Linked DNA regions of Homo sapiens: regions 2 and 3 are each linked to region 1. The links are chromatin loops, found by intact Hi-C in ENCODE. Cell type or tissue: heart right ventricle. All regions are shown on one strand.

Region 1 (2,500 bases):
TCAAGGTCACTGACAACCTGAGTGCAGGTGGACTGGAGATGTTGGCTGAGATTTTGTGGATGCCAACCCTGGATCGTGTGTAGACAGGGAAAACATGCTCCCAGGCTATGTCCTGAAGCTTCACATGTGCCCATTTCATTAAAAAAAAAAAAAACAAAAAAAAAAACAAGGTGACTTACCCTGTGAGAGTTGCTTCAATTCTGCTATTCCTTGTGTCCTCCGTGTTTGAGTCTTATATTCAATGCAGTTTATTTTCCTAAGTTCTCAATGAACTGCAGTGGAGTGCCACAAACTATGCTTCATACCTGCTTTACTGGATAGCTTGGCTGCAACATATAGTCGGATGGTTTGGGAAGGACAAAAGTCTCATGCACGGGAAAATTAGAAAACAACATGACCATGTCCCAAAGTATGTTATAAAGTTAATAATAAAAATTCAGGGGGATCAAGAAAAGGACTAAGCTATGTGGCCAGTGTGTCTTTGCTACGGTGTGTCTCAGTTTCTTCATGTAGCACATGGGAGGTGCATACTTGAATGATGCCTCAGAAGCCTTCCAGCCTCTAGCATTTTATTCTTGTCCATCCCATTCCAGTAGAGATGAGACCTCCAGAGGCTATGAGAAGTACAAATGAAGGATTTTCAATATAGGTGTAGCACTTCCAGAGCTTACTACTTGGGACAGTGAGCCGTCTTGATGAACTACTTAAATCTTCACTTTGTCCAAGATGTTCCTCAACTTACTTGGATCAAAGCCTTCCTCTTTCTCGTCTTCTTATTTTTTTGATTAGATATATTTTTCCTAGTTGGATAGTGTACTTTTATATTTATATGTCAAGGTGGTTTTCATTTAAAGTAAAAAAGCAATGTTTAAAATTTCTAGCCCTTAGGTCAGCACAGGTGATTTCTGTAGGAAGGGCCCTGTCACCTTTTAGATACATCCAATTCCTCTTAAACATGAGCACCTATCAGAAATAATGAAAAAACTCACCTTTGGGATTTTCATTAGTTTGGCAATCACTTCTCCTTTTGAAAGATTGGTGGACTGTACATTTTATTATTATTATTATTATTATTATTATTATTATTATTAGTTAAAAGGAAGCCAACTGTTTCATTTGATACCACACAAAGATAACAGCATTGTAAAGTCCCAAAGAGTTTCCCACTGAGTTCCTCCAAAGTGACGAATTCCTAGCAAAAGGTCTTCTCACACTCAGCTTGTCAGAGACCTTGCTTGCAGCAGTGTCTCAGGAACACTTGTTGGCTGAATGAATGAGTGAAGGAATTGGTAAATTAGTGAGTAGTGTCACTGTGTGGTATCTAAGAAGAACTTTGACTTTGGGGTCAGATAGAATTGGTTCTAAAATCGTGTGGTTCCTCTTAGTAGATGTATGACCTTCAGAAAATTACTTAACTTCCATTTTCTCATTTGTCAAGTGGGGACATGAACTCCCTTTGAGTGTTACTGGAAGGATTAGAGATGATCAATGTAAAGTGCATGATACAACGTAGGTGCCCAATAAAAGGAGGTTTCCTTTTTCTCTCATTGCTCATGCAGCATCTGGCTCCTAGTGGGCCTTTGGGACATGTTTGATGACTGAAGGGAGCTGAGCACTATGCATTTGGAGGCCATGAGTCATTCACACCCAGAAATTACAACTCCTTTATCTACTGGGCTGCTGTTCTCACTGGGGAAGTCCCCAGTTGCCTGGTTGGCACATTGTTCCAGCCAACCAGGTATTTACAGCTATCTCTGGCTATTCTGAGCATGAACAAGATTACCTGGGAATTTCCCTCTTGATAGGACTAGAGACTCCTACCCTTAGAGCAGAGAAGGCAGCTCTGATAATGAGATGACAAAACAGAGGGCTTTTCTCTGTTCTCAACTAAGTCCTTAGTGGCAGGAAAACAGACTGTAGTGTGCACAGGCTCAGGCCAAGGGCCACAGAATATCTTCCGAGTAAGAATACAGGAGCAAGGACAAGCTAGGATCATCAGTGATACCCACTCAGAGTGGGTAAAATCCTCAGGCCACAGACAACAGAAAAAGGCAGGCAGAAAGTAGTGAGCAAGTGGCCAATTGTGTCCCGGATGCCCAGGGCTTATTAGAGCAGGGGAAGGCCAGAAGGAGTCAAAAGCCTAGGCAGAGGTGGTCAAACAAAGATCATGTCAAGGAGCAACAGCAGGTTATCCAATTGTAAATACCTGGAACCCAGATTCCAAAATACGAGGGCTCAGTGGGAGGCAGAGAGAACACTGGGGAGCAAGACAGTAGAGCCAAGCTAAAAAATATCTGGACAACCAAGAAAATCATTTTCTGGGATCAAATAAGGAACTGAAACATTAGAAGAGCAGTCAATCTCCATCCCAGATGACAGGCATTCCAAGTTCCTGCCTGGATGGAGTATTTCAGGGTGCTGGTCCTGGTCTCTGCCAGGAGGGGTGATCAATTTCTACACCAGGTTCCCAGTGAGTCAACTTGGATAAGTTGAGCCTAAA
Region 2 (2,500 bases), 92 kb before region 1:
TACTTGGACCCCACCCCAGACATACTGAATTAGAGACTTGGGTGGTGGGGACCCCCTGTGTGTTCTATTAAGCTCTCCAGGTGGTTCTTATGCATGAGACAGTTTGAAAAGAACAATAGATTGGATAACTTTTTAAGGGGTGCCTACTAGGTTTCAAACATAATCCTATAAACAGCCTAGATAGGGTACAAGATCAAGCCAAGGCCACACAGATGGATAAATATGTAGGGGAGCCCTTACCAGAATCCAGGCTTTTTGAACTGCTATCCAGAACTCTTTTAATTATCCAATTAGGAAGATGTTTAGGATTCATGGCATGTCATTCCAGTCTCTCTTTCTCTCTCTTCCCCTCCCTCTGTTGAGCTTCTTGTGGGCCAAAGGATTGTGGAGGACATGTTATTTTTAGTTCATGATATACTTACAGTACAGAATATGTTAATTGCAAAAAGAAATTGTTCTTTAATTCTTAGCCATTAACAAGGGGTTAGTCAGAGTTGGACTATTGGCCGCTTCTTTGGTTTCTGTAACTACTGTGACTGAACAGATTTTTTGGAGGTTGGTTGGCAGGTAAATGTAAAGATAATAACAGCCTGCAGAGTATGAACAGGGGAGGGCTAAATAAGAGGGGGAATGGGGACACCAGCAGCACCTTTCCCTTGGGACACAACTGTAACCCTTTTAGCTCTTCTAAAATAGCTAAGATTGCAGCCATTGTACGGCATTTTGTAAAATTCACTGTCTGTGATGGATACAGCTGTATTCTTAAACAGAAATGACTTTTAGGACTGAATTTTTGATGCACTAAGAGATCATTTTATTTAGTTGTCCTAGAGATAAATGCTGCACCCCACCACCAAGAGGTGGAACTGGGACTAGAAGCTTGCTCTTCTCATGCTCAGGCTGAGGTACTGGAGTCGGAAAGAGCAGAGGGGACTTCCAGGAAGATATGGTCGTGTACAAAACTTGGGAGATTACTGGAGGCAATGAGATCGTAATTCAGAGGCTCCCAGGGCTGACAGAAGGAGTTTTAGACATTGCCCAGCACATCTCTCATTTTATAGAAGAGGATTTTGAAGTTTGGATGAGGAAAGTAACCTGCTGGGAAGTCACAAAGGGTTGCAATGACCCCAGCCCTCTTGGTGTCGTTCTTACCCAGTGCTGTCCCTAACATATCACCTCATTGTCTAAAGTCACTCAAATAAACAACAGGAAGATTTGCTGGACCTCCTACCTTCACATACCACTGCAGGCTCTTCAATAAATGGTATTGGGTAGGGATGTGACTTGGGATCGTGATTCATTTTGTTTAGGGATGACTATTGGTGGCAAAATGTGTCTTAGGATCTGAGATTTGTATGTGATAATTCTTCCTTGGGTTATCAAGCAGGAAACATTCATGGATGCAAGACATTCTACCTAATATTATAGACGAGGCTCAGATGCGGTGGAGGATCAAGGCTTACCCAGATTTGAAAATGTGGCAGAGGCCCTCCCCTCTAGTTTCAAGAAAAATATGATTCCTGTGCTCCAGAAAAGTAAGTTGATAAAGTGCTGCTTCTACCTAAGTGCAATAAATCTAGTATAAAATAGCAGTGTCTTATGAGGGGATGTTATTGTGAATAAGGTCACTGCTTGCCATAGTCAATGGTCTACCAGTTCCATGGATATTTTCCCACTCCTCTCTTTCTCTTTTTCTTGAAATACCATGACTTATTAAAATGCCACAGTGATGGTGATGAGCCCTGAAATAGCATGGGTGGTCTCTTAGTTGTTCGGTCTCAGGTTCCTTTTAGATCCTCATAGTGTCAGGAACCCTGACCAGTTTATAATTCACTCATTGCTACTTGGCACATCGAACACCAAGTCTTCTTCCTCATAGCCTGAGTCTCCTTCGGTAGCTATAGCTGTTATTAGAAGTAGAGTGGGAGTGATTGAGCGGTTTTAGATCAGGTTTACTGACTAAGAGTAGCAGGGGAAACTGTGTCTCATTCTGCCCACCTATTGATTCTGGGGTTTCTAAACTCATCTACTGGTTACATCCAGGGTGATTATTATCTGATGAAAACCTGAAGAATGTTTTTAAGGTGGAAAAGGCTACAGATAACAGGTGTATTTTTAAAAGCCTGACAAGAATACGTGTATTTTATGTATTTTATACATACAATGTTTTATGCTAACCCTCAAATTTTGAACATTTAAAATCATTGCTTAGAAAATCACCATACAGATACAAAAGCATACATACATACACATGTGGCCTTGCCTTGTTAAATAGAACTCAGTCAACATAAGCTCTTCTCTCTCTAATTGTTAGAGAGTAACACAGAGATATTGTCAGTCTTTAAAAATGGGTAGAGCAGTTTGGCCCTACACTAAACATCCCTAGACTATGATTTTACATTGGTTCCTGTGCTGTCTTTTTATATCATTTGAGTTTTCTTTCTCACTGTGAAGATGCTAGTTCTTCTCCTTTTCCACTGTTAATAAACATAACCAGCTC
Region 3 (2,500 bases), 290 kb before region 1:
GAAGGGTTCCCCGTTGTGGACCAGCATTCCAGAGTATCTGCCATCAGCTAAACCGACTCACAGGTGCCCCCTAGAAGAAAGCACCAAAGGCCTGGCTGCTTTAAGTATTCTGCTTTTTGTAGGCCCACAGCCGGGCAAATCTGCACATTTTACAGGCGAGGAACATCCTGGAAACCAGAGTGACAAGAGACTTGCTCAAAACTGATGGCTTACTAGAGGCCAAAATGGCCCCAACTTAATCTCTCAAACCAGATCTCCTGATTTATTGAACTAGGTCATTCTACAATGTGGTTCACCAAAAAAAAAAAGAAAAATAATTCTATCCCAGGTCTGTTGCTTATCTTTGAGTGACCTTTGGTAAGTCTGCCCAATTTTCCTCATCAACAAAGTTTTAGCATTGCCATGTGCCCTAATGACTTCATAGTGTTGCAGTTATAATAGAATATTATTTTCAAAAATACTCTCTAGAAAAAAAGGAAAACATAGTAATTTGTAGAAAAGCGAAGTTCGCCAGAAGCCCTACCTAATTTTAGGTTCTAGACCTAGTTCCTCCACCAGCTGGTTGTATGACCTTTCACATGTTTCTTAAACTCTGGTTTTCCAATTCAAATATTTTATTTTCCACGATCTTTGCAAGATTAATCTCATTCGTCACCTTGTAAAATGTTTTTCTTGAACTAAAATCTTTATGACTTGGGCCAAACCCAATGTGAATTAAACTAATAGAGAATAAAAATGGACTATTGGGTCAGGTCTACTTTATGCCCTGTCAGAAGCACACTGAGATATTGATAATGCATAGCCATTTGAAACCTCAGTGCCTCCCAGCTTGGCACAAAGAGCAGAGATACAGAGCGGAGCTCAGAGAGGAAAAGTAGAGATATAAATGACTGGAGAAGTGCTTCCAGGGAGCTGAGTCAGCCGAAACAGAGCCTCCTGCTGAGCTCAATGGATCTTTTCTCAGTTGCTTGTAGTGTTGGCTGGAGGCTGCTTGGCAATGCCTGCTGGGAAGACAATTTTTAGTCCATCGATTCATTGAAGCTGGGCAGTCTGCCCCAGCACTTAGGCACTCAGACAAAAATGCCCTTAATCACTGGCAAACCCAGAGATGTAGCAGGAGCCAGTGGCTCCATCAGCACCTCAGGTCTGACCAAAAGAGAAGGGTGGTCTAGAAAGCTCAAGGCGTCAGTCTCAGAATTCATAGGATCTATGGCTTGACTTTTAAAGCCAAAACTCTAAATAATCCCTGATCTTGAGGACAGAAACATTGTAACTCAAGAGCACTGCACTCTTTCTTTTGCCCTCAGTGAAACCAAGAGCAGCTAAGAAGCAGGTTTTTCGGGCTTTACTCACACTGTCCCCTCTGCCAATCTTCCTGATCAACTTAACCCAGGGTGTGCCTCCTCCGGGAAGTTTTCCCTGACCTCCCTCTTTATGTTAGAATCAGCTCCCTGCCCTGACCTTCTTCAGAACCTCCTTTGTTCACCACTATTATATCACCATCACGGCATACTTGTCTGTTTTTTTTTTCTCCATCTCCTCAATAAGATTGATCTCTTCAGACTGAAGACCCTTGTTAACTATTCATCTCTAGCATCTAACATAGTGCTTGGCATATGAAACACCCTTGAATTCTTAAATGTTTATGGAGGAAAAGAGGGAGGGAAGGAAGGGAAAAGGAAGGAAAGAAACTTAGGAGGGTAGGCTGAAGGGACTACTGTGATGAAAGTGAAAGCTGAGGGAGTAAAATGGGACACCTAAGTGGGCTATCAAGGTCCCCAAAAACTGTGCTAACAGCAGACGCAGGTGTCTGAATAGTCAATACAGTTAAAGGAAAAAAATAATCCTGGAACTGAGAAACGAAAGGAGGATCAGGTGAGATCACTAATGTATAAGTAATTTGAAAATTTGAAGTGTCCATAAATACAAAGGATTATTACAATTTCCATGTATTATTGTATTATCACAATCACTATGAAGGAATTAGGACCACTTTCTCTCATCAATTCATGGTTTCTTTCCCTGTCCCAAACCTGAGATTGTATGACTCAAATAGGAAAACATTGAAAAGGATTATCTGTTCCCTGTTTATGAACATGTCTTTATCTTGTAAGTAAAATATCTTCATGAACTGAAAATTCCTGCAACACAGAAATTATATCACATTTAAAAAATAATGATGATGATGCGTTAGACAGACCATTGATGGTCCTCAAAACATTCACTCATGTTGGACTCTTAGGAGAACTTCTGACAGGCCAATCAGCTAGGGCAACCCCAATTTAGATGATCAAACTAAAAATCATTGAGATTAAGTGACTTGATCAAGATTGAGCTTGGTAAGCATCTCAAAGGATCTAAGAACAAAGTAAACGTCCAAAAATATTTACAGAAATGGAGTACCAAAAAGGATCTAAAAGATAAACAAGTCCAACTTCCTACATAGCACAGGAAACCCTTCCGACAAACGGGCACACCTAACAACTAACAAGTCATCTAA

The links. A loop is a pair of places that touch in the nucleus more often than their neighbours do. Peaks named below come from ENCODE experiments on the same cell type or tissue, not always from the same donor. Only the 100,000 strongest peaks of a DNase experiment are listed, where the experiment ranks them.
Region 2: it touches region 1 in a loop (1.9-fold over the local background); 9 of 110 quality-filtered maps call a loop at or near these places.
Region 3: it touches region 1 in a loop (3-fold over the local background); 7 of 110 quality-filtered maps call a loop at or near these places.

Annotation. Positions count from the first base shown.
Region 1 is chr18:44,885,703-44,888,202 of GRCh38, forward strand. All of the region lies in intron 3 of SETBP1 (SET binding protein 1), which reads left to right. Among named protein-coding and RNA genes, the nearest start is that of MIR4319, 83 kb to the right of the region's middle. RefSeq lists an enhancer at 1,333-1,562. In heart right ventricle, a CTCF peak has its summit at 1,558; no DNase peak of the experiment used is centred here.
Region 2 is chr18:44,793,510-44,796,009 of GRCh38, forward strand. All of the region lies in intron 2 of SETBP1 (SET binding protein 1), which reads left to right. Among named protein-coding and RNA genes, the nearest start is that of SETBP1, 110 kb to the left of the region's middle. In heart right ventricle, no CTCF peak of the experiment used is centred here; no DNase peak of the experiment used is centred here; H3K27ac peaks cover 849 bases.
Region 3 is chr18:44,598,626-44,601,125 of GRCh38, forward strand. No RefSeq gene overlaps it. Among named protein-coding and RNA genes, the nearest start is that of LINC01601, 68 kb to the left of the region's middle. In heart right ventricle, no CTCF peak of the experiment used is centred here; a DNase peak (open chromatin) is centred at 974; H3K27ac peaks cover 907 bases.